2 separate regions of the Homo sapiens genome follow, and region 2 is linked to region 1. Evidence: chromatin loops called from intact Hi-C (ENCODE). Cell type or tissue: chondrocyte. All regions are shown on one strand. Each heading gives the region's core, and the rest is flanking DNA. Links, peaks and the distances in the headings are about the cores only.

Region 1 (14,489 bases), core at 6,490-14,489:
AGAAAGCAGCATCAATTTACTAGTGATTCTAAATCAGTTCTCAAAGATATCCACTAAGTGAGAGCCCTGTGGAGCTATAAAAAGCACTACTACCTTCATTCACTGTCATCTTCACCGAGACCTGCACGAATTCTGCATCCGTTTGCACTCTTTCTAGATTAACTAGGCTATTGTTTTCCCTCGCACTTCGGCTTCCATCCTTGCTTTCTACACCTAACACTGGAAAAGGACAGTAAGTCCAGACAGTCTGCTTCTAAATGAATTCTGATTCCATCTATTCCTATATCATCCTTTTTTATTTTTTCAAGTTGCTGAAAATCATGTGCAACTTAGGGATCTAGGGATCTACCTTTCTTTTCTGGAAGACCAGTCAATGGATCTAAGTCTTGCTATTCCAGGTGTGATCTACAGACCATGAAGCTTGCTGGAAATGTAAATTCTCAGGCCCCACCCTGGACCTACTGAATCAGAATCTTCATTTTGACAAAAGCCTCTGGGAGATTCATCTGCACATTTAAAAACAAATGATTTACAGGAATGACTTCAGGAACACAGGACTTACATTTAAGAGGAAAAAGAAAGGAGAATGCCAAAAAGAAAGGAGTGGCCAAGCGGATGAAAACCCCATAATGTGAAGAAAGACCAAGGCCACCTGAGCTTTTTGGTAGAGAGAAGAGAAGCCGGGAAATAACTGGCCAGCACACAAAATGCTGCTCATGTAATTGACTAAGGTCGGCTGGAAGAAAGGATGATTAAAACTTTATAATTCCAAAGGTCAGAACTGTGAATTAAGCAAAAATTATAGGGATAAAGACTTGAGCCCTCTATAAGGAAAATAATCATAGTAATTAGCTTACAGAGCAGAAAAGATTGGGTCATAAAACAGACCTCCCAGGCACCACACCTATGTAAGTACAGACACAACAGCTCAATGACAGGAATGCTGGAGAAGGGATTCTGGTACTATAAGAGATACAGAACTAGGTGAGCTTATCTTCCATTTAGGCAACATTCTCTTTCTGGCTGAAGTCCTAGACACAGAGGCAGGAACACATACCTGTTTTGGAAGGCTAGCTGTGGGGTGTCGAGAAAAAGTCGTCATCATCATCACCATCATCATCATCAAAGAGGCCAGTGGGAGGGGGAAGGTAGGGGCTTTTCCTTGGAGTGGGCTGCTCAGGCTTCTGTGGCTCCTTCATTGATGGAACGGAGGCAGCACATCCGTGTCTCCTGTGAGTGAAGGGACAAGACAGACACAGCTGTGAGCCAGTGTGGGCCGGTTGAATTTACAGAAAAAAATTATCACCCACCAAAAACTTTTCATTTCAGTTAATCCACAAAATGCATTAAGAGGGCCCAATAGCCTCCATCCATTACTGCTACAGAACATCTCACAACGGAGAATCACCAGGTCACTCAAACACAAAAAAGTCCAAGGCCACTGAGCTCTAGGAGAATAAGAGCTAATATCAGTAAATGAGCTCTTTCTATAAGATGCTCAAAGCCCTTTGAAGCTCCCAGGTACTTCCTCATCTCCAGCCAGGCTTTAGAAGATGATAATTTTGAAATGGAAAAAACAGTATTTGTGTAGTTTTTAGAAAACAAACCTAAGTTATGTTACCTAAAAATACAGAAACAGCTCCTGCTGGGATTTTCTTTCCAGGTTTGGATGATGAAGACTCTAGAATGAGAAAGCAAGGGGCAACCATTTTTACAAGGGAAATAACTTTCCTTGCTATTTTATTCCTGAAATATGTGCAATGTAACACACAGCTAGTACCAGACATTTTGAAACTACTTTTTCCTGAACAAGCCATTTTAAAATGCTTTGGTATTTTCTTCTCTACCAATGTCAGGACTTTTTTGGGGATTGATACAATCTGAGCTGTGACTCCAATGGAAGAGCATGCTGACCGTCATCAAGCCACAGCAGTGGGTCAGCTGGGGGACACCAAGGGAGGAGGTGAGCACAGCAGAGGCAGGGACAGCATGACCAGGGCTCCCCCAAACAATTCCGCCTTTACCCATTCCAGTTGGATGAGAATGAACGAGTGAAAAAGAACCGCAAAAACATGTGAGTCATCAGTAAAAAATAAAGACATAAGAGCAAAGGGGGAAACCAAGCAAGTCACTGATGCCAAAACGTGGGCAGCAGAAAGCAGAGGAGAGCCAGGCTAGCAGCCCGCACAGCACGCACAAGGAGCGGCCTCCAAGGCCCAGCTCTGATGCCTGTGCCCGGGAGACTCGGCACTTAGAATCACTAATTCCCAAGTCCCAAGAACTGCCACAAACCTATGGAGTAACATTTGTAGGTTAAAAAACATATTTATATTTGTGTTTTTTAAAAACTGCACCAATGGGACAGGTGCGGTGGCTCATGCCTGTATTCCTAGCATTTTGCCAGGCCTAGGCGGGTGATCACTTGAGGATAGGAGTTTAAGACCAGCCTGTCCAACTGTCCAACACGGTGAAACACCGTCTCTACTAAAAATACAAAAACAAAAACAAAAACAAAACCTGCACAGATGATTTTAATGCACACTGGGTTGGGGAATTACTGGTCTCCAACTTATATACAGAATGTTAAAAATGTTTCTTTAAATTAAACTTCATTCAATGAAAATCATCCTCAACAGTGCTCTAGGGTACTTTTCTTGTTTGACTTTTTATGAGTTCTCTCCTAAGAAAGAGGCAAGACTGTGGTATGGGTTTACAGATGGTACTGTGTTTTCCAAGACATGAATTAGTGAAGATGAATTACTTTCAACTGGACCACAGTAAAAACAATAGCTTCCTGCTTAACACAGAAACAAGGCTTGGGAACAACCTTGTTCCATCTCCTAGTGAGGAAGACAGTTTTGGAACTCTGCACACAGAGACACAGCTGCCCAACCCCAGCTTACCCTCCTTAACAGAGGCTCCAGCTTGCCAATCCTGGGGGGCTTCCGTGAAGAGGTCACTCTGGTTGAAATAAGGTATATGACAAAGAATTCAAAAAACCAGGAGAAAGCACAGCTGCATTTGAGGATTCCTAAGGAAAAATAACCTACAAGATTTAAAGCTACATATTTACTACTCTGACAGAAAATCAGTTGCAAAGTGATAACTATGGCAAAATCAGACCCTAAAATAATTTAGGCCTGTCCAGGAATTAAAAACAAACGTGGAAGACAACAGATAAGGCAAGAAACAATCACCTAGTAAATTATTCACATTAACACGTGCACATCTTCTCCTCACCTAACAAAGCATAGAAGGATACGGCATTTCTCACTCTGTGATTCTTAGTTCAAAATGTCCCAAAATATGAAAATAGAAGCAACTTCCAACTGAGAAACTGTTTTTTCCCCACTAAACAAGCAAAGCCTATTTCTTCCCTGTGGACCCCTGACACAGCTAGCTGCAGGGAGTGTTGCTGGGTGCCATGGACTCACCTCCTCATCCTCATCATCAAAGAGCCCCTTGCCCCCACTGAACAGGCCACCTCCAGAGCCAAATGGCGAGAAGTCCTCGTCGGTCAGCTTGGGGGGTGCGAATAAGTTATCCTCTTCATCTAGCAAACAGAAAGCAATGTTTTGCAGGGAGTATTAAAGATGGGGCCAGAACTCAAATTCCCGGGTTGGCATCTGCTGTGTCTCCAAACTGGCATGGAGTTTATCTGGCCCTCTTTATCAAAGTGTGAGGCAGTCTGATGAATTTCACACTAACCCCCTGGCACAGTCCACTGACACCCTCAAAAGACTCTCTGGGCCTCCACTCTCAAGTCTGTCCATGTCTGCGGCAGACAGCATTCATTCTCTAGGCCAGCACCCTGGATCTAGATTTACTCTGAAGCAAGCATTCGGGTCAGATGCCACATTCAAGACCCATTCCCCCACGAATCTGGGGGAAGGAAGGGCAGAATAAACAAAGGGATCTGCAAACTGACACAGGGACACGTGGAATGTAATGGACATGGCTGTTTAATAGGAAAAGGCCTGGTGTATCCTTTATTGAAAACAAATGGTAGAGATCCCTAAGTTTCTATATTTCTAAAGAATTCTAGAAAGACAAGAAATGATTGCTGTAAAATCTAATAAATCAAATCTCTACAGGAATTTTTACTCCACACCCACATATCCTCCCAGCACCCCAAAACATGCCTTCCAAGGCTTTTGTTTGTTTGTTTTTGAGACGGAGTCTTGCACTGTCACCGGTGCTGGAATGCAGTGGCACGATCAAGGCTCACTGCAACCTCTGCCTCCCGGGTTCGAGCGATTCTCCTGCCTCAGCCTCCCAAGTAGCTGGTACTACAGGCACCCACCACCATGCCAAGCTAATTTTTTGTATTTTTAGTAGAAATGGGGTTTCACTATGTTGGCCAGGCTGGTCTTAAACTCCTGACCTTATGATCCACCCACCTCGGCCTCCCAAAGTGCTGGGATTACAGGCGTGAGCCACCGCGCCCAGCCCAGAGGCTTTAGAAAAGTAAATGGAGACAGACCCATTTGTCAGAAGGAAAACAGCATGTAAAGCAGTACTTCATGAATTATATAAGCAACATTCCCGAGTCAAAGGCTCCTAAAATAACAGAATTCAGGGAAAAGGCCCACCATCCGAAGGAGTTCTCCTTTCCTTCTTCTCGAGTGTCTTCCGAAGTTTTGCTTCTCCTGAGGGTAAGGCTTGAAGAACAGTTCACAGTTTTAATAGTACTAAGTCCTCCCTCAGTATACACATCCTGGTTCTTTCCACGTCTGTCATCCTCATAACTCACAGCTAAGAGCAAGACATCTGCCTTTCATCTCAGCTGCACTAAACCCCCTGTCCTGCCCACAGTGGGCACTCAAGAGTCTCTTTGTAAGGTAGAAGGCTTCTGCTTTCATCCCAGGCTCATGTGCATAACAGGATTGTATTTGTTGAAAGAATTATTATGTTATCTTTCTACCCTGTTATAACTAGAATATGCTATATAGCACATTCTTATGTGTTCAAAATATAGGAGTAAATATTCAGCCAGGAATTCTTAAGCTGTTGCCCATGGTTCTCTGGAGTTTCCATTAATCTCCTGAAATTATATGTAAAGTGTTATCTACATGTGTACATGTACATTTTTCTTGTGAGTCCACAGTGTTCAGTTATCTAAAGGAGCTCATTAACCAAAAAAGGAATAAGCGCTACAATTTAAGCCTCTTCTGCTGTAGTAATTACTAATAAAAAGGGAAATCCACCTTTGGTGAAGCCAGCAGAGGGCTCTGCACTACCCCCCCCTACTCCCCGTCAATGAGGCTGGGTCTCACTTGTCGGCTCCTCGTCCACTCCGCCCACGGCATCCCCCTTGATGCGGGCAGCCAGCTCACTGCAAACGAAGTAGGTCTGCTTTTCTAAAGTAGGAGAAATCAAAAGAATCTCTTTTTTGTAACAAACTAGTACACTTCACTTTGGACATCTAACAACATTATGTATACAAGAGCAAAGAAATTGAACTGAGGAGAAAACTGAGTTTAATTAAATGAACTTAAACATATGTACCCTATACAGCTCACCCAAGGAATAGGACTCATAAAATGTTCCTTCAAAGGGAGATGCTCTTTATTTCCTTATTTTTTTTAATACTTGACTTTAATACTTAAAAATCTGAATAAGAAAATAAGAAAAAGGTCATGGGCAGAGAGACAGGAGCACTACGGTCTTCAAACTCTGGAACCAGACATATTCTGAATGATCTGACTCATAAAATCATAACATCTGGACAAGAAAGTGGTACTTGTGAGGCAATTTGAGATGCTTGCCATTATTTTCCAAAGTGTAAATGAAATGACAAATATGCCAAAATGAGAGATGTTCAAAGTAAGTCACAATAAAAAATAAAAAAAGTCATTGGTTCTAAAACCCTGCCAAGTGATAGCAACTACAGCCTTCCTTACAGTTCTAGTATTTTCTTCAATGTCCTCAATATCTTTCTCCTCCTTCTCAGAGTCAGCAAAAAGGTCACAGCCATCATCATCCTCTTCCTCATCACTCACTTGTGTGATGTGCTAAGAGTATAAAATAGCAAATTAGAACTACTAGTTATTAAGCTAAAGAAGAGATACTGCCACTTAGCCTTTAGGCTGCTCCTTCAAAATCGTAACAGCTGTTTAAAATAATAATCATAATCATGATGCAGTAAGTTATAAAGCAAAAGATGTGCTGGAACAAATAATACACAAGATTTACTTCAAATCTAAATAAAAATGCATTCTTTAATAAGAATGTAACCACAAGAATATAAAAAGCAAAATATTAAGATATAAAAATTGTCTGTTACTAGAGAAATATTTTTATTTATTTATTTACTTTTTTTATTTTTGAGGAATTTTGTTCTTGTTGCCCAGGCTGCAGTGCAATGGGGTGATCTCGCCTCACTGTAACCTCCGCCTTCTGGGTTCTAGCAATTCTCCTGCCTCAGCCTCCCGAGTAGCTGGGATTACAGGCACCTGCCATCATGCCTGGCTAATTTTTATATTTGGTAGAGATTGGATTTCACCATGTTGGCCAGGCTGGTCTCAAACTCTTTACCTCAGGTGATCAACCTGCCTTGGCTTCCCAAAGTGCTGGGATTATAGGCATGAGCCACCACGCCTGGCCTATTACTAGAGAAATATAAACAAAATCAGTATAGTCTTACCTTAGTAAGAATACTGAGTAATAGTTAAAAGGTAAAAGCTGTAACAATTAGAGAGCCATCCAAGGTAGGTCAAGCAAAAAAGTTCCAATAACAAATCCAGCACGATACCGTGCCCCCTCTACATACAAGCATTTCTATGGAAACAGATATATTTATAAAAGCAAAGAAAAAGACGTGGAAAGACATGCTCCCAGAGCATGATCCTAGTTTCCTCTGAAGAGTATGCAGAGAAGGAAAGTACTGGAAGGCTCAAACTTAGCCTCATCTGTTAAGTTCTAATTTTTCCAAAGGTACACAGTAGTATGTATAACTAAAAAAAAATTTTGTTCAATGTTTGAATCAATGAACTGTGCCAGGCATGTTACTAAAAGCACTTTATTATCTAATTTAATCCTTACAACTTTGGGGTTAGCTGCAGCACACAAAACCAACCTGTTGCATAAGCTAGTGCTTTTACTCACTATACTGTACTGTTTTGAAAAACAGTTTGTGGCCAGGCATTGTGGCTCACGCCTGTAATTGGAGAACTTTGGGAGGGCGAGGCAGGTGGATCACCTGAAGTCTGGAGTTTAAGACCAGCCTGGCCAATATGGCAAAACCCTGTCTCCACTAAAAATACAAAAATTAGCTGGGCATGGTGGCACACGCCTGTAATCCTAGCTACTTGGGAAGCTGAGGCACGAGAGTCACTTGAACCCAGGAGGTGGAGGTTGCAGTGAGCCAAGATCATGCCACTGCACTCTAGCCTGGGTGTCAGAGTAAGACTCTGTCTCCAAACAAACAAATAAATAAATAAATGGGCTACTCTATTCAGGAGAAGTTCAGATTTTGGAGTCACAATGTTTCAGTGATAAATTCCAGGGTGTGGGACGTAGATTAAGGGTGTTAAGTACGTGGCCACTGAAGTTACCCATGATGGTGTTACATAAAATCCAAGTTTGGTAATTGGCTCGCCTCAATTTTACCAACCAAGTTCCAAGTTCTAAAGTGTGTATGTGTGTGTGTGCGTGCGCGCACGCACGTGTGTGTGTTTTAATCAATGTGGGGGAAATGGAAGAGGTTGGTAGATGGTGACTTAAAAATGAAGTCCCCTTAAGACTCTAAGACTGTTTTTGCAGACAGCAGTCTTAGTCTTCTTCCAGGCTGGAGTGGAGTGGTGCAATCTCGGCTGACTGCAACCTTGGTCTCAGGGGCTCAAGCAATCATTCCACCTCATTCTCCTGAGTAGCTCAAACTACAGATCTATGCCGCCATGTCCAGTTAATTTTTTTTTTTGTAGATATGGGGTTTCACCATGTTTCCCAGGCTGGTCTCGAACCGCCTTGGCCTCCCACAGTGCTGGGATTACAGGTGTGAGCCACCATGCCAGCCCAGCCTTAGTGTTAACACTGTTATAGGTTACTGTAACATATTGGCTCACAGTGTGTGTTCTCGGGTCTGCCTCTTTCCTGGTTACCTAATCATAAGTAAGTTACTTCTCCTTTCTGTACCTCAGTTTCCTCAACTATAATTTGGAAATAATATTCCCTCCCTCATAGTCATTGTGTGAATTAAATGAACAATGTATAAAATGGTAAATACTGAACACTTGATAAATGTTAGCTATTATTAAAGGAGAGACTGATATTTAAATGATTACAATACAATGTAATACCTTAGGATAAATACATAAAAAACAACTTTTTTCCTTCCTTATTTTACAGCTTTATTACTGATTTCCCTCTAAAAAGAGATCCAAATAAATGTGGAGCGACTCATTCTCATTATAGAGTAAGGAATCACAAAGTACCATAGTCACGTAACAAAAGCAAAAAAAAAAAAAAGCAATTGTTTTACCTTTCAACTGCTGATGTTATGTACAATCTATCACAAGAAGCATAGCTGTGCATTCATGAGCTGATTGTATTAACCTCTAGAATTTTAGAAACGAGCACATAGGAGGGCGTTTCAAGTATTCCTGATACTCCTTGTCATCTTCTGCGAATCTACTAGCAAACATCTCTTCAAAATTTGGAACAGCTTTGGCAGTGTCAGTCATTCCGAAATTCCCAAAGATTTGAGGCAGCTGTATTGTTTAATGTTTAGGTTGTTTAAATCCGCCAAGGGCTGTGTCTATCTAGCTCGGGCCGAACCCCGCCAGCGAGACACTAAGAGACCGCAGGAGAGGTGGCCTCTGGCCCACCACACCGTGGAACTCCAGACCACCCCAGCTCTCCAATGTAGTGGAGACCCTTCCGCTAGCCATCGAAAATAACTTAAGTCACTTAAGCTGTACTTGGGATAATCAGGTTATTTAATGAGGTGATAACTGAGGTGACTACAAAAGAAAAGTCTGGGATTGGGTGTGTGAGCAAGGTGCATGGGGACAGTGGTATGTTCTAGGTTGAAGGCTCACCCTAGGCCAAGCACCGTGGCACCTGTTTTACAATATCATAACTTTAATATCACATCCTTGCAAGATATGTAGCTTCGTTTTACTGAGGAAAGCTCAGAAAAGTTAAATAACTCGCCCTTGGGCACACATGACTGGAAAGAAATTGGGATTTTTATTTTAGTAAGTAAGTTGGTCAGGCACAAGGGCGACTCAGCAGAGGGAACTTCAAGGAAGTGTGAGACAACAGCTGGAGCCCTGAGCTGGGAGAGTGGAGGACGAATTATAAAGAGTTTTATGCCTGCCATAATGAGAAGCTTGTCCTTGAACTTGAGGGCAATGCTGAGAGTGCAAAGGACTTTAAGCAGGCCCTACACAGTGGCAGCCAAGCAGGTCATAAAGAGCAAGATGATGCCCAGGCAGATCAGGGATTCTCTATCTACAGAGCGTCCGCCTACCAGCTCCTTCACAGCAGCGGATTTTGCTGCAAGAGAAGAGGCAGCAGGCCAGGCCTTTTCCTTCGCCCACAGCGCCTACGTCGAAGGCTCCCAGGCTGGTTGCTCCACTGGCTGCTTGAGGTCCCCTCTTTCCAGACCCGCCGAACTGGCGGCCGGTGCTGTGGCCGATCCCGCGCCGCTGCCTCGGGCCTTGGGGGGCAGCGCCACCCGGCCAACCCGCCTCTGCAGCGTTCCTGGCGTCAGCCCCTATCCTCCAGCTTCCTCCGCCCCAACCTAGGGTAGAACCCCAAACTCCAGTCCCAGTCCACTTCCGCAGCTTCCTCCCCTCAGCATGGCAGGTCGGATCACGTGCGGGTTCTGTCACGTGACATCAGGTCACGTGAGGCCGGTCACGCCCCGGGCAGCTTGGCTGGGGCTAGGCTTCCGGGGCTCTGCAGTCCTCGGCGTGTGCTGGCAGCTTCGGAGCCCACCGAGCCGGGCGGCTAGGATGGTGAGGGCGCCGGGCAGGAGAGAGGCCGGCCTGGGCTGGGGCCGCCGTCCCTGCCGCCCTCAGGCTCAGCTTCTCTTCTCGTTTTTTTCGCTGCAGATGAACCGGACGACCCCCGACCAGGAGCTGGCGCCAGCGTCGGAGCCCGTGTGGGAGCGGCCGTGGTCGGTGGAGGAGATCCGCAGGAGCAGCCAGAGCTGGTCGCTGGCGGCCGACGCGGGCGTGAGAGGCGGGCCCCGGGGACGCGAGAGCGGCAGGGGTGACGCTTGGCTTGCGCGCAGGAGGGCCGGACCGCGACTGCCCCTGCACCTGGCCCGTCCCGTTGCCTGCCCTCTTAGGAACACACGCCCCGTTTAGCCCCCGAGAATGCCACCCTGGCAGTCCCCGGCCACCAGGGAGAGGGGCAGACACTGACCGTGGCCCAGACGCGACGTTCCCTTCATGGGGTTTCTGGCTCAGCTCCATCCGGAGGGGAGATCCGTTTCCGCCACACTGAGGGATTGCTCGGGCACTAGGGAGGCGATTCCTGTTGGGACCTGGACTAAATGGGGTGGGAAACAAGCCAGTATGTGGATATCCTTTAATGGGATTTTTCAAATCGGGGGCCCAAAAAGCTCAGAACTGTTGGAGTCCCAAATGAATAGGATTTTTGAATAAGAGTGGTGGTTGATTAGCTAACCCTTGGTCTGTGATCTCTGTAGATTGACAACCAAAGAGGACTTTTAAAAGGAGACAGGGTTTTGCCCTGTCGCCCAGGCTGGAGTGCAAGTGGCTTGATCTTGGCTCACTGAATCCTCTGGGGTTCAGGTGATCCTCTCACCTCAGCGTCCTGAGAAGCTGGGACTATAGGCGTCCACCACACCTGTCTGATTTGTTTATTTATTTAATTTTAGTAGAGATGGGGGTCTTGCTATGTTGCCCAGACTGGTCTGCAACTCCTGGACTCTAGCGATAACCCTGCCTCAGCCTCCCAAAGTATTGGATTACAAGCGTGAGCCACCATACCCAGTGCCAAAAAGGGATTTTAAATTTTTCCAGAAACGAGATAGGTGTCCATTAGCTCACTGCCACTCTTTTGATGAGCTTTCTTAGTGTTTTCCAATGTCACTTGGTTTTAGTACTTGTCAAACCAGCATTCCAGCCGGGCACAGTGGCTCACACCTGTAATCCTAGCACTTTGGGAGGCCGAGGTGGGCGAATCACGAGGTCAGGAGTTCGAGACCAGCCTGGCCAACATGGTGAAACCCCGTCTCTACTAAAAATACACAAAATTAGTTGGGCGTTGTGGCGGGCACCTGTAATTCCAGCTACTCGGGAGGCTGAGGCAGGAGAATCGCTTGAACGCGGGAGGTGCAGTGAGCCGAGATGGCGCCATTGTACTCCAGCCCAGGCAACAGAGTGAAACTCTCTCAAAAAAAAAAAAAGCATTTCTTTCACATTCTAACACTCAAAGGTGAAAGGAAATGGGTTCTTTTTTGATGTGACATGCAGAATAGTTACATGTAACATTGATACTACTGTATGTTTATTTTTTAAAATAGCTACTACAGTTTCTACAGGAATTCTCACAGCAAACTATCTCTAGGACCCATGAAATCAAGAAACAAGTGGACGGACTAATTCGGGAAACCAAAGCCACAGATTGTCGCCTGCATAATGTCTTCAATGACTTCCTTATGCTCTCTAATACCCAGTTCATTGAGAATGTGAGTTATTTAGTTATATTATCATTCCTTTTTTGGGAGTAGGAGATATTGTAATTTTAAATAACTTACTGTTAGGTTCCCTCCTAAATTTTGGTGGAAGTGTGGTTCTTGGTAATTGTAGCTTTTTTCTCTGGGATTAATACCTCTTTTTTATTTGTAAAGTTTTAAGTCCTTTTTTCCAAGCCTCTAAAAAAGTCTAATGATAACATTTTCTTATACTTCGGTGCTTCCATCTTTTGTCGTTTTGAGAGTAGTCAGCAATTGTGCTGAATTTTGTGGCACTCACACTGCCTTTGTTGTGGCGTGATCTGTAAGGACAGCTGTTTACCTGGTTAGACCCTCTGGACACCAGCATATGGTTTCACTTGTTGATTGGGGTCATTCTGTTCTGATAAATTATATTCAGGGGATATATATGTCTGCTTGCAATACTCTCAACTAAAGTTTATGATGGCTGAACTTACAATATGGAATCAACTGTAAACAGATTACTGAGCTTAAATCTATGTGTGATTTTTGTCTATTTACTGTTTCTTCTAGGTGGTAGGAATACATAGGTAAATTAGATAGAGCCTCTCCCTTGGCAAATAGTATAATTCCAGCATACAAAGGAAGTAAGTATGGCTGGAGCAGAGTGGAGACTTAAGAGATGAGGATGGAGAGGAAGCTTAGGTAACAGACCTGTGTTTCTCATAGGGTGTCCCAACTTTCTGAATATCAGCATTCATTTGTGGAAAAAGGATTATTAAAGTAAGCGATCTCCTGAGATTGTTAGATATAAAGTAATAAAATTTTCAGAATCACAAAATTATTTAAAAAGCCCAAGATTTAGAATAGTTAAGAGAATGCCATGTAGTCAACTTGTGCAGCATGTTTGTGCATTTTTTAATAGCTGGAGTTAAATGCCACTTCCTGTCTTTTTTTGGAGAGCTATATATAAAATAAAGACATTAATAAAGGTGTTAGAGATCTCTTTGCCAGTTATTTCCTTTAACAGCAAAGGAGTACTTATGAGTTTGAAAAATAACAAGTATTCGGCCAGGCGTGGTGGCTCATGCCTGTAATCCCAGCACTTTGGGAGGCCAAGACGGGTGGATCACCTGAGGTTGGGAGTTCGAGACCAGCCTGACCAACATGGAGAAACCCCGTCTCTACTAAAAAAATACAAAATTAGCCGGGCATGGTGGCGCATGCCTGTAATCCCAGCTACTTGGGAAGGCTGAGGCAGGAGAATCGCTTGAACCTGGGAGGCGGAGGTTGCGGTGAGCCGAGATCCTGCCATTGTACTCCAGCCTGGGCAATAAGAGCGAAACTCCGTCTCAAAAAAAAAAAAAAAGTATTCAAGTAAAATCAGTAGTTTTCTGATTGTTTACACAGAATGTCCATGCTTGGTCCTGACTATCTCACTGGAAAAGTCAGGGACTCTAGACTCAACTTCTCTGGTGTGCACAGCCCCATAATGTTTTCATCAAGATTAATTTGGTGTCCTTTTAAGCACTCCTGTTCTTTTCATTCTGTACTTTTCTTGCTGGATCAGGTAGTCAGCACTTCTCTGCAGTCAGTGCTGCAGCACCAGAGTCCCAAAGGATTTGGGAAGTTTCTTTTTTTTTTTGAGATGGAGTCTCACTCTGTCACCCAGGCTGGAGTGCAGTGGTGCGATCTCCGCTCACTGCAAGCTCCGCCTCCCGGGTTCACGCCATTCTCCTGCCTCAGCCTTCCAAGTAGCTGGGACTACAGGCGCGTGCCACCACGCCTGGCTAATTTTTTGTATTTTTAGAAGAGACGGGGTTTCACCGAGTTAGCCAGGATGATCTCGATCTCCTGACCTCGTGATCCGCCCACCTCGGCCTCCCAAAGTGCTGGGATTACAGGCCTGAGCCACGGCGCCCGGCAAGGGAAGTTTACTTTGTACCCAGTGTGCTTGTACCAGATTGGTACTAGATTGGTACCAGATCAATACTTCAGTGGGAAGAAATGGGGAACATCATACAATTTTTCTCAATCACAGTCTTAGGTCTTATCTTTTCTCCAGCTCTTTTCTAGCCAAGTTTTCGTAGATTCTGAGTTTTCCATGTTGTAGTTTTTGTGGAGTTTTTTTGGTTTTGTTTTATTGTGTTTTGGTAATTGTTCTTTATTTCTGTCCAATACTGGGGATTTCCTGTTTTCCATCCATCTCTCCATCCCTTTAGCCTTAGCTTTTTTTTTTTTTTCTTCCGAGACAGAGTCTTGCTCTGTCATCCAGGCTGGAGTGCAGTGACACCATCTCGGCTCACTGCAACATCCGCCTCCCGTGTTCAAGCAATTCTCCTGCCCACACCTCCCATGTAGTTGGGATTACAGGCTCCCGCCACCAGGCCTGGCTAATTTTTTTTCTATTTTTAGTAGAGATGGGGTTTCACCATGTTGGTGAGTCTGCTTTTGAACTTCTGACCTCAAGCGATCTGCCCATTGCAACCTCCGCCTCCCGGGTTCAAGCAGTTATCCTACTTCAGCCTCCCAAAGTGCTAGGATTACAGGCGCGAGCCACTGCGCTCGGCCCTTAGTGTTAAGTCTTGATGCCCCTTCGCCTTCCAGTCTGCAGCCAGAACTCTTCTCCGGATGTGCTGGTTGCCGCTGCCAAATCTTAATTACTTCCCAGACCTTCTATAAGGCCACATGCTATAGGTTTTTTTAATTTGTGGCAAAGCATGATAATACTGAGAAAACAGCTAATGCTTAATAAAACTCTGAAAAAATATAGTTGCTGATATATATTTGTAAGTGATCTGGCTTTTTTTTTTTTTTTTTTTTTTTGAGACGGAGTCTCACTCTGTCGCCCAGA
Region 2 (16,567 bases), core at 5,204-13,203, 470 kb before region 1:
AAGAAGAAGTAAAACTATACCTATTCATAGGTGGCATAATTCTATACATAAGAAATCCCAAATAAATGAATGCAGCAAAGTGTAGGATACAAGATCAACACACAAAAATCAGTGGTATTTTAAACACCAGCAATGAACAATCTGAAAAGAAAACTAAGGAAACATTCCGCTATGATTAAATGCTCCTCCTCTCTAACACTATGTTGAAACTTAATGCAACAGTATTAAGATGTGGGGCCTTTTAGAGGTGATTGTGTCGTGAGGGCTCTGCCATTAACCACTAATAGGTTAATAGGTTAATGAGCTATTACAGGGGTGGGTTAGTTATGACGAGAGTGAGTCTGTTATAAAAGCCAGTTTGGCATGCTCTAGCTCCCTCTCCATGTGATGCCCAGTGCTGCCGCAAAATTCTGCGGAGTCCACACCAGCAAGAAGATCCTCACCAGATGTAGCCTCCAGAACAGTAAGAAAATCCAGCAAACCTACTACTAAGTACATATCCAAGGGAAATGAAACCAGTGTATTGAAAAGGTATCTGCATTCTCATGTTTATTGCAGCACTATTCACAATAGCCAAGATATGGAACCAACCTAGGTGTCCATCAATTGATAAATGGATAAATAAAATGTGGTATAAATACACAATGGAATACTATTTAGCATAAAAATGAATGATATTCTGTCACTGGTGATGACATGGAGGGACCTGGAGGACATTATATTAAGTGAAATAAGCCAGGCACAAAAAAACCAACACTGCATGATCTCACTCAAGTGGAATCTACAAAATGTTGATCTCATAGAAATAGAGAGCAGAAAAGTGGTTACCAGAGGATGGGGAGGACAAGGGGTGGGGAGATGGAGAGAAGTTGGTCAACAGGTACAAAGTTACAGTTAGATTGGAGGAATCAGTTCTGGTGTTCTATTGCACAATAGAGTGACTATAGTTAACAATCATATATTGTATATTTCAAAATAAGAGGATTTTTAATATCTTTACCTCAAACAAATAATAAATGTTTGAGGTAATAGATTTGCTAATCATCCTGATTTGATTATTGCACAATGTATACATGTATCAAAACAGCACGCTGTGCCCCATAAATATGTGTGATTATTATATATCAATTACAAATAAAATACATCTTTTAAAAAGTACTATAAAAGGTTGGGCATGGTGGCTCACGCCTGTAATCCCAGCACTTTGAGTCAGGGGGATCACCCGAGGCCAGGAGTTTAAGACCAGCCTGGCCAACATGGTGAAACCCCGTCGCTACTAAAAATACAAAAATTAGCCAGATGTGGTGGTGCATGCCTGTAATCCCAGCTACTCGGGAGGCTGAGGCAGGAGAATCGCTTGAACCCAGGAGGCAGAGGTTGCAGTGAGCTGAGATTATGCCACTGCAGTCCAGCCTGGGCAACAGAGTGAGACTGTCTCAAAAAACAAAAAAACAAACAAACAAACAAATAAAAGTTCTATAAAAGATAAATATATTTTCTTTATAAATTACCCAGTCTCGGCCGGGTGTGGTGGCTCACGCCTGTAATCCCAGCACTTTGGGAGGCCAAGGTGGGCAGATGACCTGAGGTCAGGAGTTCCAGACCAGCCTGGCCAACATGGTGAAACCCTGTTTCTATTAAAAATACAAAGAGTTAGCCGGGTGTGGTGGTGGGCACCTGTAGTCCCAGCTACTTGGGAGGCTGAGGCAGGAAAATCACTTGAACCCAGGAGGCAGAGGCTGCAGTGAGCCAAGATTGGGCCACTGCACTCCAGCCTGGGCAGCAGAATGAAACTCCATCTCAAAAAATAAAAGACAAACAAACAAACAAGTAAATAAATTACTCACTCTCAATTATTCAGTTATAGCAACAGAAAACAGACTAAGACAAATTTACAATAGCATCAAAAAGAATAAAATACCTAGGAATAAATCTAACCAAGAACATGTACAACTTGTACACTGAAAACTACAAAAACATTTCTGAAAGAAATTAAAGAATACTTAAAAAAAATTTCCATATTCAAGGATGATTCTTAAGATGGCAATACTACTCAAAATTATCTACAGATTCATTATAATTCCTATCAAAATTCCAATGGCCTTTTTTGCAGAAATGGAAAACCTGATCCTAAATTCATATGGAATTAAAGAGCCCCATATTGACAAAGCAACCTTGAAAAAGAAGAATAAAGTTCAAGGACTCACATTTCCTGATTTGAAAACATACCATGAAACTACAGTAATCAAAAGATCGTGGTAATGCCAGAAGTGTATACATTTACACCAGTGGAATAGAATTGAGAATCTTAGAAATAAAGATATGTCTGTGGCTAGCTAACTGATTTTTAACAAGAGTGTCAAGACTACTCAATGGGTAAAGAATAGTCTCTGCAACAAAGTGTGCTGAGACAACTGGATATTCACATGCAAATGAAGGACATTTGATCCTTACTTCATACCATATACAAAATTTAACACGAAAATGGATGAAAGACCTATATGTAAGAGCCAAAACTATACAACTCTTAGAAGAAAACATAGGTTAAATCATCATGACATTGGATTCACATTAGTTTCTTAGATATGACACCAAAAGCATAAACAACGAAAGAAAAAATAGATAAATTACATTTTATCAAAATTTAAAATGTTCATGTTTCAAAGGACACCACCAAGAAAGTGAAGACAGTCCACAGAAGGGGAGAAAATATTTGCAAATTGTATGTCTAATAAAACTCTAGTATCCAGAATATATAGAGAACTTCTACAATTCAATAAGAAAAAGACAGACAACCCAATTTTCAAATGGGCAAAGGACTTGAATACACATTTCTCCGAAGAATACATACAAATAGCCAATGGGCACATCAAAAGATGCTCAACACCATTAGTCATTAGGGAAACGCAAATCAAAACCACAAAATGGCACCACTTCACACCCACTACAGTGAGTACAATTTTTTTTAAACTAGAAAATAATAAGTGTTGGTAAGGATGTGGAGAAAATTGGAACACACGTGCATTACTGGTGGGAATGTAAAGGGTACAGCTGCTGTGGAAAACAGTTTGGTAGTTGTGGACAAAAGGTTAAATATTAAATTTAAACTGAATTGAACGTGGACACAAACAATGGTCACCAAGTCCCAGAACAGGTTGTGTGAGCCCCTTGAGGCATTCACTCAGCACTGTTTTGGACAAATCTCTATTTCAATCTATTCCTATATGTTAGTTATTGAAAAACAACAGACAATCCCCAAAACAAGTTGACCTTTTTGTGTTCCTTAATCCCAGTCATGAAGGTCCCTCGTGACTGGACCTCAGGCCAAACAACTCATTACAAAAAGACCTAGGGTCCCAGACCGTGCCAAAGCTTCATGAGACCTTTCCTCATCAGTGCACAGACAAGTGGCTGACTCTGGAGCCCAGGCTGCTGCTTCCCAGTCTGGTGGTGAAACCTCCATAGTCTGGTGAGTGTAGTGGCCAACTCTGGAACCCAGGCTGTTGCTTTGCGGTCTGGTGATGAATTCCCGATAGTCTACTGAGTGTAAATATGTATATATCTTTTCCCTTCTCCCCTTCCCATTGCAATTTGCTTATTATATCAATTTGCTTATTATATCATTTTCTTATTATATCTGCATTGCCATTTACGTGGGAGAAAGGTCGTTTACCCTTAAAGGTATTGTGTGTGTGTCTTTTCTTCTCCCCTTGCGTGTTTCCACACAGAACAGTGGTTCCTCAAAAATTCAAATACAGAATTCCATATGACCTAGCAATTCAAATTCTAGTTATATACCCCAAAGAATTGAAACTGGTACTTAAACAAATACTTGTACACTAATATTCATAGCAGTACTACTTGCAATGGCAAAAGGTGGGAACAACCTAAATGTCCATCAATGGATGATAGATAAACAAGCAGTGGGGAGGGGGGATAGAGAGTGACAGTCTAATAGATACAAAGTTTTCTTTGGGGGTGATAAAAATATTTTGCCATGTTATAGAGGTGTTGGTTACATAATATTACAAACATACTAAATGTCACTTTTAAATGGTTTCTTTTATATTATGTGAATTGCACCTCAATAAAATATCTATCTGGCTGGGCTCGGTGGCTCACACCTGTAATCCCAGAACTTTGGGAGGCCGAGGCAGGTGGATCACCTGAGGTCAGGAGTTCGAGATCAGCCTGACCAACATGGTGAAACCCTGTCTTTACTAAAAATACAAAAATTAGCTGGGTGTGGTGGTGGGCACCTGTAATTCCAGCTACTTGGGAGGCTGAGGCAGGAGAATCACTTGAACCTGGGAGGCAGAGGTTGCAGTGAGCCGAGATCATGCCATTGCACTCCAGCCTGGGTGACAGAGTGAGAATCCCTCTCAAAAAATAAAATAAGATATTTGTTTAAAATTTGATTATATATTTTCTAAAAGATCTACTCTTTTGCTGTGTGGAGAGTTGCATTAGTCGGGATAAGATAGTTTTGGTGCAGTGTGATGAAATCAGGATATTAGTTTTGGACATTTAAATTTGAAATGTTATAAGCTATCATAGTGTAGCTGTTGAATAGAAAGCTGAATATACATGTGTTGGAGTTCAAGAGACAGTCAGTCTGCAGAAAAAAATCAGGAATCACAGCATTTAGATAGTGTTTAAAGGTATAGGATTAGGTGAGATCGACACTGATAGTGAAAATAGGCTGTTGTTATGAGGTCATCTTGAGTCACTTTTGGTAATTTGTATGCATATTAGTCCATTCTCACACTGCTATAAAGACATACCTTAGACTGGGTAATTTATATAAAGAAAAAGATGTTTAATTGGCTCACTGTTCTGCAGGTCTGTACAGGCTTCTGTTTCTTGGGAGGCCTCAGGAAACTTACAATCATGGAAGAGGCAAAGGGGAAGCAGGCGCATATTCACATGGCTGGCAGGAAGGAGAGAGCAATGGGGGAAGTGCTACACACTTTCAAACAAGCAGATCTTGTGAGAACTGTATCACGAGGCGGCACTAAGGGGATGGCGCTAAACCATTAGAAGCCACCCTCATGATCCCACCAGGCCCCACCTCCAACAATCAGGATTACAATTCAACATGAGATTTGGGTGGGGACACAGAGCCAAACCATATCAGTATGTGTCCCTTTCATATGGGTTATCTAATTTATAGGTGCACAATTATTCATAGTATTCTGTTATAATCCTTTTTACTTCTGTAAAGCAGTAGTAATGTATCCATTTTCGTTACTGATTTTAGTTATTTGCATCTTTTCCTTTTTATTTTCTTAGTCTAGCTAAAGGTTTGTCAATTTTGTTGCTCTTTTCAAATAATCAGTTTTTTGTTGTGTTGATTCTCTCTATTGTGTTTCTAGTCTCTATTTCATTTGTCTCTGCTCTATATTTATTATTTCATTCCTTCTGTGAGCTTTGGGTTTGGTTTGCTCTGATTTTTCTAGTTATTTAATATATTACAGTTAAGTTGCTGAGCTCTCTCTGAGTGCTGTTTTTGCTGTATCCCCTACATTTTAGTATGTTGTGTTGATGTTTTCATCCATCTCTAAGTATTTTCTATTCCTCATACTTTGGAGGTATCTATTGGTTAAGAGTGTGTTGTTTAGTTTACACATATTTATAAACTTTTCAGTTTTCCTTCTGCTATTGATTTTTAGTTTTATTCCATTGTGGTCAAAGAAGATATTTTGTATGATTTCAAGCTTTTTAACTTATTGAGTTGCTTTATTACCTAACATGTTCTATTCTGGAGCGCAGTCAAGTGCACTTGAAAAGAATGTGTATTCTTCTGTTGTTGGGTAGAGTGTTCTGTAGATGTATGTTAAGTCTAGTTAGATCTTTAGTGTTGCTGAAGTCCTCTATTTAATTATAGTTTTCTATTCATTATTTAAAGTAAGTATTCGAAGTCTCCAGCTATTATTATGGAAATATTTTGCTTTTTAATTCTGTTAATGTCTGCTTCATTTAATTTAGGGTTCTCTTGATTAATGTGCATATGTTTATAATTGTTATATCTTCTTGATTAATTGACCCCTTTATCAATGCACAATGACTTTCTTTGTCCCTTGTAATGATTTTTGACTTAAAGACTATTTTTTTCTGATATTAGTGTAGCCATCCTAGCTTTGTTTTGGTTATTATTTGCATAGAATATCTTTCTCTATCTTCCCATGTTCAACTCACTTGTGTCTTTTGATCTAAAGTGAGTTTTCCATATACAGCCTTCAGTTGGATTGTTTTCTTAATTCATTCTGCCAATCTCTGCCTTTTGATTGGAGAGTTTAATAAATTTACATTTAAAGTTATTACTGATAAGAAAGGACTTATTTCAGCCATTTTACCATTTTTTCTGCATGTTTTACACTGCATGTTTTTACATGTTTCTACATGTTTCTTCTGTTTAGTTTATTTTTTGGAGTGTACCTCTTTGATTCCTTTCTCATTTTTTTCTGTAATATATATTATATATATTAATTTCTGTAATATATATTCTGTTATATATTATATATATTACAGAAAAGTAAGATATATATTATATATTACAGAAAAGTAAGATATATATTATATATCTATTACTTTTGCATCAACTGGTGCTATTCCACTTCTGGAACTAGAAGTCCCATATAGTTCCAGAAGTGGAATAGCACCAGTTGGTGCAAGCTCATAGTAACAGCCATGGGTTTGAGCAGGCACTGCATGATACAGATGGGAACCTGTGGGGTCTAGGAAGTTGGGCTGCTGCGAGGCAGTGAGGAGGATAACATTCATTCCTGACTGTTCCTGCCTCACCCCACCCAGTCCTTCCCCACTGGGTGCTCATGACCCCACAAAAGAAGGTAGATTACAAAAAGGGACATTTTTCAGGCTTTGAGTCTCAAAGCCTAAGAAGGCCCTTAGATTCTGCCTGCCACCATCAGGTGGAGCTTCACAGGGGAGGGACTCACTGAAAGATAATCCTTGACAGACGAATAGGATTTCATGGACAAGAAAAACATGGTGGATAAGAATAAGGATTCCACCACCTCTCCTTACTTCACCACCAGCCTCCCATCAATCAGGACCCCATTACCAAGGCTAACAGGAAAAAGAGGAGTTGGGGGGAACAACGAGAGAGTAGATTTGAGCAGATCCCAAAGAGGGGGTCCTGCAAGTTGCTCGCAGGCTGAGACTGAGGGAAACATAAGAATACAGGTAAGTGTGTTGGGTCTCTGAGCAGAGGCAAGCTAAGCCTGTATCCAGGTAAGACTCTGGAGATGTAGCAGGGGTGTTCTCAAGAGAAATGATCACATCAGGCTGGGCATCGTGGCTCATGCCTGTAATCCCAGCACTTTGGGAGGCCGAGGCAGGCAGATCACTTGAGGTTAGGAGTTCGAGACCAGCCTGGCCAACATGGCAAAATGGCGTCACTACTAAAAATACAAAAATTAGCCAGGCATGGTGGTGCGCGCCTGTAGTTCTAGTTACTCGGGAGGCTGAGGTATGAGAATTGCTTGAACTCGGGAGGCAGAAGTTGCAGTGAGCCAAGATTGCACCACTGCACTCAAGCCTGGGTGACAGAGTGAGACCCTGTCAAAAAAAAAAAGAAAGGAAAGAAGGAAGGAAGGAAAGAAAAAAAAGAGAGAAAGAAAGAGAGAGGGAAAGAGGGAGAGAGGGAGGGAGGGAGGGAGGGAGGAAGGAAGGAAGGGTTGCATTGGACGTCTAAGCAGAGGGAATCTTAGGCAATCTCTCAACAGAAGAATTCCTGAGAGCCAAAATCAGCCCAGAAGGGGCAGGAAGGTAGCCAGCCAGACCCTAAGAGGTCATGAGGTCACACAACAGGGATGAAGGATGCCACCCTCCCCACTCCATGACATGCACAGACAAATGATACCAAGAAGCAGAAGCCCTCTCTTCTCCAAATTCCAGCCTCAGCTATAAGGGAAGAGAGAAGGTCCTGTGTTGGCCAAGATTAGGATTCTTGCACTTCATCAGAGTGGGGGTTGGAATTAGAATAAAAAGGATTTCTATTTCCTGCATGCCTGAGTAGTGGCTACAATTTCTGCTCATTGCTGTAGAATGCAAGACAGGTAGTAGAGGCAGATGTGAGAGGGTGGAGACAGGATGTGCACTGGAGAGAAAGACATGGCGGGGCAGACAGCACCAGTCTTCCAGACTCCGCGACCAGTGCCTCCCCAGAGTTATGCACCTCTCAAGGTTCCCACAGCCTGTTGGGGTGGGGTGAGGCAGGTAGGGATGCTCCGAGCATCTGTCAGGCTGGCATCTGGTCTCAGCTCTGAGTTGCAGAACGAGAGAGCTGCTGCCAAGACCCCCTTTTTGTTTCTTTTTTCACCTTTCCTTGACTCAACAGCAAATGAATGGATCAATGCAGTGAAATAACCAGGAAGTGACCACTCCTGGCTCATCTATCCGTTCATTCAAGGAACTGTGTCCCAGGCAGCAGTGTAGGGAGGTGCTGATTCTGCCTGGCACCACCAGGGGGAGCTTCACAGAGGAGGGATTCATTGAAAGGGGAACCTTGAAAGGTGAACAGGATTTCATGGACGAGACAGAGTAGGGTGAGTGGCTCTACATCCAGACACATGAGGAAAGGCTGTTGGGTCTGGAATCTGGACAGAAGGGCCATGGCCCATTTTCCTCTGTGTTCCCATCACCCAGTAGAGAAATCGACGGAAGGAGGACAGATGGTCAGACAGATAAATGGGTAAAGGAGTCAGTGGAGGGATGGCTGCACTATGGCTATTTCAAGCAAGGTGGAAAAGACTCAAGAAACACAAGAAGCAAGTTAAAGTCTCTAATACAGTCAGCCTAGGTGCCAACTCAACCTCATTTCAAGCTTGCCCCTCTGTGTGCAATGCCCCGCTCCATGGCTCAGTGTGATGAGCTCCAGCTGAGGCCGAGAGCCAGCGTGGTGTGGTGGACGCACAGGCCTCAGCTCAGCCCAGCCTCCCCTCCACCCCTTGCATCATCACACCCAGCCCTGCTCAACTCCGCATGGGTCTTGAACCGGCAGACTCCTTTCATATGGGCTGTCCCTCCTCCTGGAAAATCACTACCCTCTCCATGTCCACTGAACTCTGATTTACTCTTAGATCCATTTGGGGACCCAAAAGGGAGTCTACACTATATTGTATGGGTGACCCTCCCTACCACTGCCCAGCTGTTAGGGGATTGCTTCTCTGCCTTTGTAGCTGTTCTCTACTCTCCCCTCGAGAACATGCGGGGTTATTCTACTTTTCTGGGGATATTCGGCTTAGCCATAGTTCCTTGGGAAACCTTCCCTGATTCTCCCACACTGGAGGAGTTGCTACTTCCTGGGTGCTCAAAGAACAACCTGCATTTCCCACATTCAAGTGTCTATCCCACCACACCCAAGTCACATCACTCTGAGTGGCATGGCCAGGATCTGGACAGCAGCCGGTCTGAGATGAGGGCCCAGGCACTCAGCGAGTGACAGTGCTCTCTGCCTTATCTCCAAGGACCAACAGGGAGCAGGGGGCTGTATTGTCAGCTGCCCCACAGTCATCCTGCACACAAGCAACCTCTAGCCCAGTGGCTTACAGCAGGCTACAGTAAGCTGAGATCACGCCACTGTACTCCAGGCTGGGCAACAGAGTGAGACTCCATATCAAAAAAAAAAAGAAGAAAAAATAAATAATCAGTACAAAATACAATAGGTAAATAATCACAGATAAAATTTTTAATTGACTAAACCATGGATAAAGTAATAGTTCATAAAGAAAACTTGCAGAGGCAGGAGTTACATTGGCAAAATTTGACAAGAAGTTTTAAGGCCCAATGGATAAATCAAATCTTCATTGAGAGACCTATAAGAAAGGTAATTTATCCCAGTGAAGATACTTTCAGTGAAATAAAAATTAAAATGAACAACCAGATGAATGAACGAAATTGAGGCAAACCCGAGAAAGAGCACATCATTCTCAGGAGTGACCAGATGGTGGCAGCAAACACCAGTGATGGAATCAGCCCAGCCAAGGTTCTGGAAGTGTGGTCTTCCCACTAGTACCGGAAAGTGTAGAATCATCCCAGGCAAGGACAAACAACACGCTGCTGCGAACGTGTTAGAAAGGCAAATCCCTAACCCACTGAATCAGTAACTGCTAGGAATGAGGCCCAGCAATCTGCATTTTGAGAAGCTCTCCAGGTGATTCTGGTGCACACTCAGGTTTACCCCAAGAGCAGTTAAACCCTGCAGCCAAGCACAGGGCTATTTTCTCCAACATTAGCAGGTGCTACTCGAGGAGTCGATTATGTGTTTATTTTACCAAACAGTTTCTGCCTAGCCACTAAACTGCTTTTTTTGAAAGAAACAAAATGCAGGCAGCTCTCTGTGAGACTCAGGTGCCTGCTGCAGTCAACCTTGAGTCCAGTCTGAAACAGGGACGGGGGTGGTCTGAGCCCTGTGTCTGCAAGAATAGCCCTGAGGCTGGCCACCCTTGCCCCAGCTGTCCTGCTGGCCTGAGCACTGTGGCCGCCGTCTCCACCTGTCTCCTCCTTTCCTGCCTCTTGCTTCTCACACTGATTCCCTGGAGCTGCTGGTTTTCTGTTGGTCTTGTGTCTCCTCTTGGGAAGAGACCCTATAATCTACCCTGGGGAATGGGGTTTGCATTTCTGGCTGTTGGCTCCTCCCAGCCCCGGAACTGGAGGTCAAACGTTATGCACCACAGAGCTCTCTTTCCATGGGTCCCCAGCTGATAAATTAGAGGAAAAACCCAAACCGGGCCCTCCTACTCCACCAGCTCTGTCCTCGTTCCTCCCACAAAAGGCCGAGTGATACCCTCAGTCACACCCCATGAGGGTGTTCCACCTGGGGTGCCTGGAGGGAGGTGAAGAGATGATGACATGACCCCCAAAGCCTTAGAACAGAAGTCTGGATACAGCAGCTGACAGAGCATGGTCTGTGGAGGAGAACAGATCTGGCCCAGTCTCAGTCCATCACTTCCTGCAGGGTTCATCCAAGTCACCAAACGTCACCGAGACTCCATTGCTATTGAGGCCTCAGTTTGCAAATCTTTGAAATGAAGCCAAACCTACATTTCTCACAGTTCACTAAACGAGCAAGCATGTAAATGCCCAGCACAGCGAGTCACACATGGTAGGGCCCCCGTACATGGACATCCTTCCCTTCCCTCAGGAAGCAGTGAGTTTCCTGTGCCTCGCAGTTTAGGAGCAGAAAGGGCCTCCCATTTTGTCAGAAACATTGTGGAGCATAGATTACAAACTCAAATGGCTATAGGATGCAGGAGAATCACAGAAACCAGTGCAGTAGCTGGATGGGGCCCGTGAGAAACGGGAGGGTGTGTGCTGGGTCTAAAGGGATCAGCGGGGCAGTTACCGGGCTAGTATGGGGCCTAGAGTCACCAGACTTTCTTGTTTTTCAAGAGAAGCTGGAAACATGTATGTGGGTGTGAAGCCCTGGCTACAGCCCGCCACTTCTGTTCTACTCAACTGTAGCAGAGGGGACCCAGGCCCAGGTCCCTCCTGCTGTGGCCTGTTGCAGCTGGCACCTGCGAGTCTCCTGGGCTTTGCAGCTTGACTCCAGCACCACTTACAAGAGATCTAGGAGCCTCTTCTCCATCTGTAAAAGGGAGCTACTCATCGTATTGACTTCACCAGTGCAATGGCAGTTGTGAAAGGGTTTTGAGACTGCATCCATAGTGGGGTGTTCCTGTCAACCAGGGAGAGCAAAGCACATCTAATAAGGACTCCCAGGGAGGCACCATTAGAGCCCAACACAGTCAGGTTTGTTACCTTGGTGCAATGAGAGAGACTGCACAGTGCACACCCGGGAGCATGGGGCATCCCCCAAGAGGAGTAACAGGCGACTACAGGATGGGGGAAGGGTGGAGCACAGGGACAGATTTACATAAAACAGGGCTGTAGGGAAGGGCTCTGCTGAGAGATGGACCTTGGCTCCTGTGCCCCTGGAAGCTACAAAGTTAAGATCAATGTGGCAGATTGTGTCTGAGGTCCCTTACCTGGAGTTCTGCAGCCGGGTTGGAAATGGAGGCTGTTTCTCTGAGCCACAGTGAGCCCCTGACTTGGGTCCTCCAGAGACTACTGGGAGGTCCCATTCTCACTTAGGATTCCAAGCAGCCCAGTGTCTGGCTGTCTAAGATTTCAGAGAAAAAGGTTTCTCAGCACCTCATCTTCTGTGGTTCTACAGATGTGGGGTCCTAACAACAGTAGGTGCCCCTCCAGCGCCGTCCAGGTTCCCCTCTCAAAGTTGCATGCAGCCAGCCCAGCCCACTCCCTCCTGCTCCTGCTGCTGTGGGCAGCCACCCATCTCTATTCCCCACTTCCTCAAATGTGCCCTCCACCTCTGTGCTTTCCTGGATCCTGGATCTCCTTTTCTGTGTTTCTTTGTTTTGTTGTGTTGCTTTTTGTTTTTCAGAGACAGGGTCTGTCTCTGGAGTGCAGTGGCTGGAGTGCAATGGCACGATCCTAGCACACCACAGCCTCAACCTCCTGACCTCAAGTGATCTGCCCACCTCAGCCTCCCAAAGTGCTGGGATTACAGGCATGAACCACTGTACCTGGCCAGGATCCTGGCTTTCTCTGGGGACACCATCCCTTTCCTGCCCTCCCTCTGGGTTAATTCAATAGCCCCTCCAGGGCCTCTGAGTACCAGCATCTGCCACCTCCAGGTCCCCATCAGAGGTGACCATGTATCCCGGGTTGGCTACATGTCATGGAATGGATGGTCACCCAGCTCCAGTGGAAGCAGAAAACACCCAGAGACCTCCTCTGCATTAAAGCGTGGGTCTCTGGGCATGCTTCTCCCTCCTCTCCCCCCTTCCTGAGACCAGCAGAGTGTCAGACACCGGAAGCGTCCCCATCTCTTCTCCCATCCTCCTGCAGGGTCCTCAGGCCCTGCCCCACTCCAGCCAGCAGCAGGTGCTAGGCCCGCATGACCAGACTCCCTCTTCTTTCCAGCTGACATCCAGCTGTTTCCTCACCCACCCCCACTTTGTTCCCTCCCCACATGTACCCTCATGCGGCATCCATTCCAGGGAGGGGGTACAGAGAGTAAACATAGTCCATAAACAATGTCACACATCAGATGGGGAGACACGCTGGAAAAAACTAAAGCATCCAAGGGGGCTAAGAAGTGCTGGTATGCGGTTTTAGACAAGGCCATCCTGGAAGCCTTCATTAACAAGGACGGATGGCAGGGAGGTGAGGGAAAGAGACAGCAGATGGGTTCCCTTCCAGGCAGAGGAAGGGCCCAGGCAAAGGACCAGAGGTGGACAGTGGGGTATGCTGAGGAGACACTGGGAGAAGTGAGGGCAGGGCAGGGCAGGGCCTGGGAGGGAGGGACGGCACTGCCAACCATCACAGGGCCATCACTAAACAGGTTGGCTGGGATCCCACGTTAGCTTGTTGGTGTTGTAAAGGTGATTACCTTAAAGAGGCCCCATTCACAGTGGGTGAGGTGGAGCCCAGCGTCATGCTTTTAGAGGACATTTGGCTTTCTGCACTAAGAAGTATAAAAATGGTCCTACCTCTACCTTTAGGACCAGTCATTACGCATCTGGGACTGTATCCTTACGAAAAAGCCCAAACATCAGATCCCTCAGCTTGATCCCTTTCATTAGCCATGGGAAGGCAGGTGGCTTCCTGGGCCTGGCACACTTCCTCTCTAGTCCCCAAGGCTCTGCAGTCCTACGTCCCCCTCCCCACACCTGGTCTCCCATCTGGACCTGAACTGCCTGCCTGGGGTGTGGCCTAGATCTGTCCCCACCAATGCAGGAAAAAATCGTCGTCCTCACCCTTCTGTCCTAAATGCCCTCTGCCAGATGCTTCTCAGACATCCCTTCTAATGGGCTCTAAAGATGGGCCTGTCTGACATAGGAGAGGGGACAACTTGGGCCAGCCTCTCCCTCCTGCCACGAGTAACAGGTCCTGTCTGGAAGTTCTCATGTGGGTACAGCCTGGCCCCCGTGCCTGGTCAGTGTGTCCCACCCCTCACCATAGATGGCTGAACAAGACTACTCAGGGCCAGGCCTGGCCCTGCTGGTCTCCTTCCAGCCACCAGGGAAAGGACAGAGTCTTTCTTTGAGACAGGGTCTCATTCTCACCTAGGCTGGAGTGCAGTAGTGGGATCATAGCTCACTGCAGCCTCCACCTCCTGGGCTTAAGGGGTCCTCCCACCTCAGCCTCCCAAGTAGCTGGGACCACAGGCAGATGCCGCCACACTTGGGTGATTTTGTAGTGATGGGGTCTTGCTTTGTTGCCCAGGCTGGTGTCAAACTCCTGGCCTAAAAGCAATCCTCCCATCTTCAGCCTCCCAAAGTGCTGGGATCAGGTATGAGTCACTGTGCCCAGCCTGAGGCTTTCTGAGCCGATCCATCTCTGTGCAGGGAGTCTGGAATCTGCTCCTTATCTGGGGTCAGATGAGAAGAATGTCCCAGGTCATGCAGTCTGCATCCAGATGGCATCTGAGATGTTCAAATGAGGAATGGCTCCTGCCCGTTTATCACTCGGTCATTTACAAACTATGGACAGCCTGCTCTGTGCCTGCCTGGTGGGACATGGAGCCCACCGATGCTCAAACACAACTTGCTGGGGCCTCACAGCCCAGGGGAGAGAAGCACACTCCTTTATGAAAGATACATGTGTGTGTCATCAAGAATTAGTTTGAAACTAGCTTTAAATGCAGTTTAATTAATAGCATCTTAATTACCCGGAAAAACAATGCTCTGGTAATTCTTCTTGGCACTCAAAGCAGACCATGTTTTCAACTGGGTTGGAGTGCCTGGTTGATCGGCCCCACAGACATCCCCCCACGCCTGTCCCCCACACACCTGTGGGATGCACACAGCTGAAGGCTACACCTGAATTCCTATCTCTAGCTACAAAGTATCCAAGTCCCTGCCATGTCACCATCTGGAGCTCCAGGCCTATCTAGAGGACACCCCTCCCCTACTCAGACAGCCATGAGTCAGGCTTCCCTGCAGAACCTGACCAATATGGCCAGTGGGCCAGAGTTAGGGTCAGTCAGGGATGTCCCTCACCCCTGCCCACACCACAAGGAGCCAGTTCTTCCCATCACGAAGTAAGCCTTTTCTCCAGGCCCCTTCTGTGACATCACTAGGAGTTTGGGGTCTGGTCCTCTCAGGATCTCGAGTCAACATTCCAGACTTTTTCTCTCATGGAGACCTCATCTTGCCACATGGACACTGTGTAGGCTACCAAGCTCCCTCAGATGTGTTTTAACATCCTGTATCTCAACAAGAGAGAATCAGAACTCTGGTCACTTAGCTTCCTGAGAGACCCTCCAAAGAAAGCCACCTTTGGTGTGTTCCTTCTGCATGGGTCAGGCACGGCACCAGGTGCTGGGACACGGTGATGACAGATCTGAGAGGGTCACAGACCATGTGTGTGACACACTGTCCGACCGTGATCACATGTAGTGATAGGGGCGGCATTGCCAAGCAGCCCGCTGTTCGTGGCCCAGGACTGCCCACGTGACCACCATTCCTCCTGGATGCTGCTCTGGTGCCCTCCCTGCTCTGCTGGGGCTCTACCAGCTTCCTTTCCAGGTCCCAGCCCCATTCCTGAGCACAAACCACAGGTGAGGTAAGGGTCCCAACACCCCTCACCTCAGCACAAGCCCACTGTCCCCTGGCTCCTGCAGGGGTGAGAGGAGGGCTCTGGGCAGAGCCACCTGCAGCTGAGGCTGGACACTGGAGGGGATGGTGAATGCTTCAGCTCTTTCTTCCTGCCTCCACTTCCCAAAGGTGAGGAGCTTGAAGCCACCCCTGAAGCCACTCAGTATGGCCTCTTGTGCTATGAGTCACCCAGCCCCTGGAGCCCTGATCAATCATTAAAGCTACATTCATGGGGTCTCGGCACACAGGCTCTGGGTCCACCTGCCTGGGTTCAGATCCTGGTTCTGTCACTTCCTAGTGGTGCAGTAAATTACTTCATCTCTCTGTGTGTCAGTTTCATCACATATAAAGTGGGAGAGAATAATAATATGAACGTGATAAGGGTGTTGTGAGGAGCTGCAGGTTATAAAACCAAATTAGTGTGTTGTGAACTGCATTTAACAAATAAAATGAATAAAAGAGCATGCCTCACTTCAGAGAGGTTGGTATGCATGTGTGGCGCAAACCATTCCAGGTGTTTTTCTGCCTGAGGTCCCATTGTTTGGGCTTGGGAGATATGAGATGGATTCAACACAGGCCAAGAGCCCTTCATGACAAGACTGGGGTGGAGGCATGTGCACAGGGGCCAGCACTCGCCTGTGTTGAGGACCCCACTCTGCTGGGAAAGGGGGAAAGGAAACACAGTCAGCAGTGGGACCAGGACAGCAGGACACATGTGTCCTGGGCAGGCACCCTTGTGTGTGGCAGAGAGTGCAAGGTCCACACACCCAGGGCCTCAAAAGCCAAGCTGCACTGGTACATTTGACCCCAGGCAAAGAGAATGTAAAGCAGGAGGATGACCCATTAGACAACTATCTAATGAATTCCTACTATGGGGAAGAGCAACATTTCTTTTTTTTTTTTTTTTCTTTTTTCTTGAG

Evidence for each region. A loop is a pair of places that touch in the nucleus more often than their neighbours do. Peaks named below come from ENCODE experiments on the same cell type or tissue, not always from the same donor. Only the 100,000 strongest peaks of a DNase experiment are listed, where the experiment ranks them.
Region 2: it touches region 1 in a loop (7-fold over the local background); 6 of 110 quality-filtered maps call a loop at or near these places.

The regions. Positions count from the first base shown.
Region 1 is chr10:50,058,044-50,072,532 of GRCh38, forward strand. It overlaps WASHC2A (WASH complex subunit 2A), which reads left to right and starts at 9,911. Exons shown (of 31, transcript NM_001005751.3): 1 at 9,911-9,965; 2 at 10,062-10,184; 3 at 11,504-11,668. The coding sequence starts at 9,963. It also overlaps the pseudogene FAM21EP. RefSeq lists a silencer at 9,585-9,734. In chondrocyte, for the core only: no CTCF peak of the experiment used is centred there; a DNase peak (open chromatin) is centred at 9,858.
Region 2 is chr10:49,584,744-49,601,310 of GRCh38, forward strand. No RefSeq gene overlaps it. Among named protein-coding and RNA genes, the nearest start is that of SLC18A3, 17 kb to the right of the region's middle. RefSeq lists enhancers at 8,382-8,883, 8,884-9,383, 9,992-10,493, 10,494-10,993. In chondrocyte, for the core only: CTCF peaks have their summits at 8,488 (motif pointing right), 8,741 and 9,965 (motif pointing right); no DNase peak of the experiment used is centred there.